Regions from separate parts of the Homo sapiens genome. Here region 2 is linked to region 1. A link is a loop called in an ENCODE intact Hi-C map of the cell type or tissue named here. Cell type or tissue: chondrocyte. All regions are shown on one strand. Each heading gives the region's core, and the rest is flanking DNA. Links, peaks and the distances in the headings are about the cores only. Region 1 has its middle 9.8 kb from the start of OLFM1. Region 2 has its middle 68 kb from the start of OLFM1.

Region 1 (4,381 bases), core at 259-4,258:
GGTCTTCTCGTCTGCCCTGTTCACACCAACCCACAACTCCCCAAGTGCAGTCCCGGGTCTGCCCACTTCTCAATGCAGGCACCTAGACTGGCAAACAGCTGGCCCAACTCCGAGACCCAGCAAACAGTAGTCACTCAATAAAACCTGAAGGCAAACAGTCACAGTGACGGTTGCCACTCAAGCCTGTTCTGTGTTCACTGACAGCTTGAACCCCACCAGGGGCATCCAGGGGTGTCATGTTTTAGGAAAGGCCAGGCCCGGCCTGGGGATGCGTGGCTAATGAGGAGAGCTCCGCTTCCATCTTCAAACACTTCAAATACCCTCAACCCACGTGGATTGAGCATTGGATGTGAGAGTCAGGGTTTCCAGGCCCTTCTTCCTGCTGCAGCCTCTGTCTGCAGCCATTTCTGTCCTCTTCTTCTTCTTTTTTTTGAGACAGAATCTCGCTCTGTCGCCCAGGCTGGAGTGCAGTGGTGCAGTCTCGGCTCACTGCAACCTCTGCCTCCTGGGTTCAAGTGATTCTCCTCCCTCAGTCTCCTGAGTAGCTGGGATTATAGGCGTCTGCCACCACGCCCTGCTCATTTTTTGTATTTTTAGTAGAAATGGGGTTTCTTCATGTTGGCCGGGCTGGTTTTGAACTCCTGACCTCAAGTGATCAAAGTGCTGGCCTTAAAGGTATGAGCCACCGTACCCAGCCTCTGTCCTCTTCTTCTTTCCCCCGGGCTCACTAGTGGACCCAGGTGCAAGCCTGGACCCAGATCAAATATCCTCCTTCTCCAGAGCTGCCTCCAGCTTCCAAAACAGAACTCACTCCCCAACTCCTACCCAGAGCACTCGGTGCAGACACTTCTTTTGCCACTGAAACACATGATTATGGCAGAGCCTGGGGTCTTCCCTCAAAGCAAGCCGGCCCCAGGTGCCAAGCGGCAAGGGTTTGGACTCACTTAACATTGTAAGCCCAGAATTGACCGAGTTAAATCTAACCAGCTGGTACCCAGGAAATGCTTGTCTAAGGAGAGGATGAGTGAGCCAAGGAAAGAATGGGGTTGGGGGTCTGTAGCAGGAAGGGATTTTACTCAAGAATCATCTTGTTTAATCCTCCTTGTGAAACAAGGAAGGTCAGGCTCAGAGGGGTTAAAGGGCCTTTCTCAAGGTCACACAGCCAGTGTCTGGTGGGATCGGGGTGAGAATGAGGCCATCTGGGTTCAAGGTTGTTGCTACAAAGCTTCCCAGCCCCTTTTACCCTATCACGTACAAAAAACATTCTTCACTCTGAAGGGAAGCCTGGGGGGTGTGGCGGTGGGCCTGGAGCCCAGGGAGTCCCTGCCCTGCCCCACCTTCCCCAAGGCCCAGAGATCAATGCCTCTGGACCCTGCCCCGGAAGCTCAGTACCATGCCACTTTACCCTGCTTCTCTAAGAGCATGAAATACCAGTCTTTTGTTGAAAATCACAGAGCAAGACCATGTGAAATGTCTTTCTGTCTGAGGACAAAGTTCACCTGGCCCCACAGCCTTGCGTGTCGTAGGCCATCCATCAACGGTTGGTGTTTGATTGAGTGTCTCATCGTAAGTAAGCTGTCGGGAGAACAGATGGCCCCGCCATGTGCTCCACTCCCCCTGCCTGTCCGCCTGAATCCTCCAGGCAGCATTTCTTAAGTGCAGGTAGGATCCAGGCGTTTCTGACATCTTCTTATGTCGACGTATGCTCATTTAGAAACACAGTGGCCCTAGAATCGCATGTCCATCCCTTGGAAGGAGCTAAAAGCAAGGATGTGGCTGTTGGAGCAATTTACCTACAGTGGAAGCGGGAGGCAGACACCAGGCAGCTCCAGCACCCTATCCTGAAGCCCAGACATGCTTCTTCACTCACTCACAAATATGAGCAGCATTGCTCAGGGAACCCGCAACGCATAACTTTGGAATCAAGAAAGTAAGATGCTTGGGGATGGATGTCCCCCAGTAGCTCTTGGAATCAGAGCAGGCTGGTCCTGCCCCCACACCCATTCCCGACCCCAGATGCCATCTTAGAGGTCAAAGATGAAAGTCACCTGGCATAACCCCAGTGGGGCCCACCCAGGTGGGGACTAGGGTAGCCAGGCTCTCGGGTGCTGGTGCTGAGCCAGCCACTCTCTGCCCCCTTCAGAGACTCAGAAACGTTGACGTGATTTCACCTGCTGAGGCTTTTTTCCAAAATCCCAACACATTAGGATAACTGGCCTCCAATGCAAGATTCCGAAAGCACAATTATCAGAAGCCAGCCTGGGGAAGGTGGAGCTGTACCATGAGGGTGGGAGGTGCCTCCTGGCTGAGTCAAGGGACACATTCCCCTGAGACAGCCTGTGGTTCAGCTTCAGAGAGAGGAACATGCCAGGCCAGCAAAGAAAACAGCAGCATTTCCCTTCCTGACCCGCGGAGGCTGTGGGCTGGCGGAGCTGACCAGGGTCCTGAAGGTGGCTGGCTGGGCCCTGACTCTAAGGTGTGAGGATGCAGGGGTGTGACCAGGGGCTGGCTGGGGTTCGGATGTCCAGCACCCTTCGTGTGGATGGACAAATACTTTCACCACTGAGACAAGGCTTCTAATTGAAGTTGAACCAAAAGTTTCTCCCCAGAACAGGGAATCTTTAAAAAGACACAAAGAGGAGAACTTAGGGAGGAAAAGCATCTTTTGGCCTGGGCATGGAGGCTTCAGGGTGCCATTAAGGCTTGGAGGGCCCTTGGGTGCGGCCATGTCCAGGACCACCCAGAATCAGCCATCTCTTTGCCAAGGTGTCTCAATAAGACACAGGCATAGCCCTTTGTGGGGCAGCTTGCCACTAATCAGGACCTGGTTGGCTCTTCTCTGCAGGTATCTGCTCCCCTGTGTGTGCATGTGTGTGTGTGTGTGTGCACATGAATGAATGCATCTGTCCAGCAACAGTGCACAACCACCACCCTCCACCAGGCCTTCCTGGGGCCAAGAAAACCTCTCCTAGAGGCCATGCAGAACCTCTCCAGGAGGGACTGGCTGATCGTCTGGGCAGCACCAGGAGAAGGGCTCTGAGGGTAAGCGGGACGACATAACCCCACTGCTGGATTGGGATTTGGACTGCACATCCTGGGCAGAGCCAGGGAGCCAGCGTGGGCTTCCAGGCAAAACAAGGGAAGCTCGTTCAGTGTCTTCTCTCCTGTGGTCTTCCTCTCGCTCTCTGGCCCTCCCATCTTCTCTGCTTTGTTTTCTCTTTTATTCTGAGGGAGATGGAGGAAGGGAGGAAGGAAAGAAGGGTCAGGGGCAGCTGGGGCTTGGGGCCAAGGTACTGGCTGCCCATCACTTCCTGGACTTGCAACTCCAAAGGGCCAGAGTCTCCCAGTTCAGAGCGTGGCACAGTGGCATCATTGAAAGGGCATTTTAATGTCACTCCCAAGCAGCCCGGCTCCCTCGGCTGGCAGGCTCTTCCGAGCACCATAGTGCCAAAGCAACCCTCCCAGTTCGGCGCTCACAGACAGCCCTTCTCCTCCCCCAAGACCTGCCAGCTCCAATATGCATCTTTAAAATGGAGAATACCAAGCAGAGACCTTTCTCTATTGATACATTGTTCAGGGTACGACAAGCCCGTTTGAAATGCCCACGATCCCCACACCAGCACGCCACAGGGCTCCTCACTCACCTCCTGCCGGGCATGTGGCCACAGCCCCCCAAGCCCTGCATATTAAGCCAGCAATGCACACAGCTGGCCGGCACGCTGGCTGCCCTTCCAGGTCTCAGCGGCACAATCCCCACCGCCTGTTTCTGGAGCCCCCAAGGGCAGCGTTATGCCCAAAGGGAGGATGAGCCACTCAGGGGTGTGTGTTGGGGGTAGGACTAAGGTCCCGCCACCTCTGAAAATGCCTGGGGTCTTGGCTATCCGGCTCTCACTCTTCCCCCTCCAGATGACAATAGCAGCCAAAGACCCCCTCGTGCTGCCCTTTGAACTTCTCAGCAGGGAGTCGGGGGCAGCGGAGTCCTAGGAAAAAGGGGGCAGCTGTCAGCTCTGCTGAGCCGGGGCTGGAGGAGCGCCGTCTCCGGTCAGCCTGCACCCCTCCCTCCCACCCAGGTCCAGCCTAGCGCCCTGGCCCCCTCCCCAACCCCGGCACTTCGGGCGCCCAGGCCGGGGGCGCGGGGCGGCGCGGAGCCAGAGCCGTTCCCGGACTTTGTGGGGCTCCCGAGGGGCCGGGCCGGGCGCCTGGCAGGGAGGAAAATGGCGTTGGATGCACGTACTTGAGTGAGTTCAGTGCCCATCAGGATGAGGAAGAGGAGGCTGAGGAGCTTCCGGGCCGGGTGCATGTCTCGCTGCCACCTCCAACGACCTGGCATGCAGGGCCCTGGGTGCTGGCCGGCCGGCGGCTGCGTGGACGCGGACGCGCT
Region 2 (4,381 bases), core at 91-4,090, 78 kb before region 1:
ATGTGTAACTCCGGACCTGCAGCCTGAGGCTGGGAAGGGCTAATTAGCCTCAGATTTTCCCAATTGTCCCTGCTTTTCACAAAGATCCATCTCAGATCTTCTCCTCAGTCATATCACCCTATTCAGGCTCATTCTCCAGGTGAGATGGGACACGTTTACTCAGAGGACAAGTCACCCTGCATGCATCAGTCTCAATTCCAGGACCAGAGGACATTAATAACTCCACTTCCACTCCCAGAAGATAGTGGCTCTGCACGCAGGTCTTGCTTGAACCTCGAGAACAAACAAAACTGCCTGGGGCTCCAGCTCCAGATAATCTCTCCAGCCCCATCTCACCACCTCTCCCTGAGCTTCGGGCAGTATTCCAGACATACCGGAAAACTTTTTGACAGATCACATTTCTAATTAAGTTTCTCTTTCCATGAAATAACATAGCTGATTTCTCTTCTTCTTCTTCTTCTTCTTCTTTTTTTTTTCATTTTCCAATTAGCATTTTGGAACTTAAAAAATGTTGGCCAGGCATGGTGGCTCACGCATGTAATCCCAGCCCTTTGGGAGGCTGAGGCAGGAAGATCACGAGGTCAAGAGATGAAGACCATCCTGCCCAACATGGTGAAACCCCGACTCTACTAAAAGTACAAAAATTAGCTGGGTGTGGTGGTGCACACCTCTATTCCCAGCTATTTAGGAGGCTGAGGCAGGAAAATCGCTTGAATCTGGGAGGCGGAGGTTGCAGTGAGCTGAGATCACACCACTGCACTCAAGCCTGGCGACAGGGTGAGACCCCATCTCTAAAAACAAGTTAAAGGACCATTATGGCAAGATGGATATAAGCTCAGACTTTGCTGTCATGGAGTTTTAGGTTTGAACCCTGGCTCTGCTACCCATCGGCTCTGCAGTCTTGAGCCGGGACTTACACTCCCTGATCCATGAAATGGGGAGGTAATAATAGTGGCTTCCAGGGTTGCTGTGGATTACATGAGATAGTGCATGGGGAGCATTCAGCATGAGCCTAGCACAGACTCATGCTGGAGAAGCAGTGGGTGCCCATGAAATTTTTATGAAGCATCCTGTTATGAAGATACAGAAAGACAAAAGAAAAGGAAAGAATGGAGGAGGGAGGGAGGGAGGGAGGAAGGAAGGAAGGAAGGAAGGAAGGAAGGAAGGAAGGAAGGAAGGAAGAGAGGGAGGGAGGAGTGAAGTAGTAAAAAATCTCCAACAGGGCCATTTGGGAGGAGAGACTAACATAACAACACTCTCTCTCATCTCAAATACTAGAGTGGGCTTTAAATTGGATTTGAGCTCTGACCCTCTAAAGGAGCTATTTCTAGAGTCTCCCTCTTTGAAAATGGAAGCAAAGATAGGACCCCAGCTCTTCTGCCTGAAAGCCTTGGAAGAGGAACGGCGGACTTGGAGCCACGTGGGAGGCTGTTCTCACGTCCTCCCGCTCGCTCTTCACAGACATTCCTAATTGATTAGCTCGTTCCCTTCCATCCAGCTTGGGCTCTGCCCCACAGGCCTCATCAACTCGGAGAGTGGGGTCACGCCGTCACGTGGATAGAGCTGGAGAAGATGGGAAATTCTTGGCCTCTTGGAGCTAAGACCTTGAGGCAGCTTGGGAGGTCAGCACCATGGACAGATCCCACTGAGGCGCGGGCTCTCGGACTTCTGGCCTCTGGGCGTTGCTGCTGCTTTTGCCTTTCCAGGGCCCTGCCAGCACCTGAGGAAGCATGGTCAGAGCACTGCGTAGGCGGGAGAATCATCCCATGCTCACACCTTACTGACCACCAGGCTGCAAACCAGAGGCCCGCAGTGGAGGAGAAAATGCTGAGCTTGCCAGGCAGTGCTAATGAAACTTGAGACCTTTCCTAAGTTTCTGGAGACCTCTGTCCCTACTCCTTTTAATCCAGTTTTCACTTCCGCATGCAGCTTGTGGAAGTCCAAAATCTGGTTATTGCCAAGGAATGAAAACTGCATATTTTTCCAAGATAGGTAAGTCCCATCCAAAGCTGGGGAGAAGATGCGTTGTCTCTGGGGGGACCTGGTGGCACTGGGAGCTTCTGCAGCGGTGGATTCATCCAACACAGAAGTAAATGCAGCTCTCTGATGTGTGCAACAGAATGCCAGCTACAGTCATCATCGGACGCCCCGTGCCAGGCCCGTGCTAAGTGTTCCCTGTGCATGACCGAGGTACCTATTCCTGCTCCCTTCCACGCTGTTGATAAAGCAATTTCGGGAGGATGAGGGGCTTTCTTGTGGCTGTGCAACCAAAGGGAGGGGCTTCGAGGAAGTCAGATTTTCTTTTCTATTTTTCTTTTCTCTTTCTTTCTTTGTTTTTTTTTTAGATGGACTCTCACTCTGTCACCCAGGCTGGAGTGCAGCCATGCGATCTCAGCTCACTGCAACCTCCACCTCCCGGGTTCAAGCGATTCTCCTGCCTCAGCCTCCCCGAGTAGCTGGGATGTCAGGCACGTGCCACCACACCCAGTTAATTTTTGTATTTTGACTAGAGACGGGGTTTTGCCATGTTGGCCAGGCTGGTCTTGAACTCCTGACCTCAGATGATCCACCCACCTCAGCCTCCCAAAGTGCTTGGATTACAGGCGAGAGCGACTGTGCCTGGCCGGAAGTCAGATTTTCTTTGCCAGAAGAAAACGCCTGCATGTCAGCCAAATGCAGACCCTAATGATCTGTGTTCCATCCTGTGACGTGAGGAGGAGGCTGTCCCCTGGGAACAGCATGGCAGGCATGCACCCAGTATCTCTCCTATCATTTTTCCTTGGCAGCAACAGTTTGATGCAGCAGGCCTGGCTGCCAGTGTTCAGATCTACACAGCACTGACGCAGGGACTGCCCATGGGACCCAGTTCCAGTGATGAGATGTAAGCAAAAGTCCACTGTGGGGGGCTCCTGGAAGCTGCTGGTTTCTTCATTAGAGGAAGCAGACTCAGCTGCTCACATCTTTTGTCTTTTACCCTTTCCCCTTCCAACAGCCTAGAATGTGAATGATGTCCGGGGCACTGCAGCTGTTCTGTGGCCATGAGGCTGAGAGTGGGACGATGAAGGAGCCTGCATCCATATTGTTCCTCTGGAGTCACCACAGTGGGCATGATGGCAGGCCTCTGGACTTATTGTTCTGTGGAAAAATAAATCTGAATCTGGACAAGCCCCCGTGGTCAGGCTTCTGTGACACACAGCTGAATTCCACCTCGACCTGGTCCCCCATCTCACTGGAGCCTCTAATGAAGGAATACATTTAGACCGCCCTCTTGGTCCTGTGCAGGACGAGGCCTTGGGAAATGGATGTGAAAACTGAACTGCTCCTCTTGACAGTTGCCTGGACCAGTTCTTTTCACAGACAGAAGGATACGAGATAGCAATGCTTAGCTTTGAGTGGCAGAATTCACTGCAGAGTTTCAAGGAAGCCTAATCTCCATCACAGAAAAAAAGCAGACTTGATTTTGGCTTTGCAGTTCACGAAGAATATCCTATCAGCCTGTTGGACTTGGAGCTACCTGCATCAGGATGACCTGGGGAGGCTGTGGAAATAGATTCCTGGGTCCTGCCCAGGCTCCCTTCATCACAATCCCTGAAGGAAGGAGGCAGGAATCTGCAACTTCAACAAGCTCCGGCCCCTTCCCCTTTGAGTCCTACACCTCTACAGTTGAGCTCCTGACCTGCTCCAATGTCTATTCTCACGTGGGATGTCCCCTAAGCCTTACAAAGCATGCATAGCCCCAGCCCCTCACCCAGCCCAGGGCTTCTCTTGCCATGGGATTTCTCTGACCTTTCCAGGGAAAAGGCCCCTCAGCTGCTACTCTTCCCCATTGAGAACGCTTAGCTCAGCCCTGAAAGAAACCGACATCAAACTGGCTGGAAAGAAAATTGCTGCCCCTGCAGTTTCAGGCAAATGTACAGCTGGGGACAGAGGCCTCAACGCATGGCCCATCCATCTTCTCTCCCTGGGTCAGCCACAGCCCTCCTGAGCCAGCAACCACTGCCGGCCCTTGACCTCTCTCAAAGCACCTCCTCTCTGCACGTTGTGTGTGCGTGTGAGTGTGTGCATGTGTGCACGTGACTGCTTATGTGTGCATGTATGCAGGTGTGTACGTGTGCACATGTGTGTTTGTGTGTGTGTCTGGCCATGTCGGTTCATGTGTGCATGCGTGTTAGTGAGACAGCACACTAGCTGCTCTCCAGGCCCTCTGCACAGCCATGTGCCTGTGTGTGTGCACACACATATATGTAAATAAGATATATGTTAGCTCCTTTCCAGGTCTTCTGCACAGAAGCAGCGTGATGAAGAGAAAATCCATTCAGGCCATATTTCTATTGAGCAGTTAGCAATGTCATCTCCACAGCCGGTTACTGCATCTCTTTTA

Evidence for each region. A loop is a pair of places that touch in the nucleus more often than their neighbours do. Peaks named below come from ENCODE experiments on the same cell type or tissue, not always from the same donor. Only the 100,000 strongest peaks of a DNase experiment are listed, where the experiment ranks them.
Region 2: it touches region 1 in a loop (8-fold over the local background); 4 of 110 quality-filtered maps call a loop at or near these places.

The regions. Positions count from the first base shown.
Region 1 is chr9:135,075,656-135,080,036 of GRCh38, reverse strand. It overlaps a transcript of OLFM1 not described here. Among named protein-coding and RNA genes, the nearest start is that of OLFM1, 9.8 kb to the left of the region's middle. In chondrocyte, for the core only: no CTCF peak of the experiment used is centred there; no DNase peak of the experiment used is centred there.
Region 2 is chr9:135,153,973-135,158,353 of GRCh38, reverse strand. No RefSeq gene overlaps it. Among named protein-coding and RNA genes, the nearest start is that of OLFM1, 68 kb to the right of the region's middle. In chondrocyte, for the core only: no CTCF peak of the experiment used is centred there; a DNase peak (open chromatin) is centred at 1,658.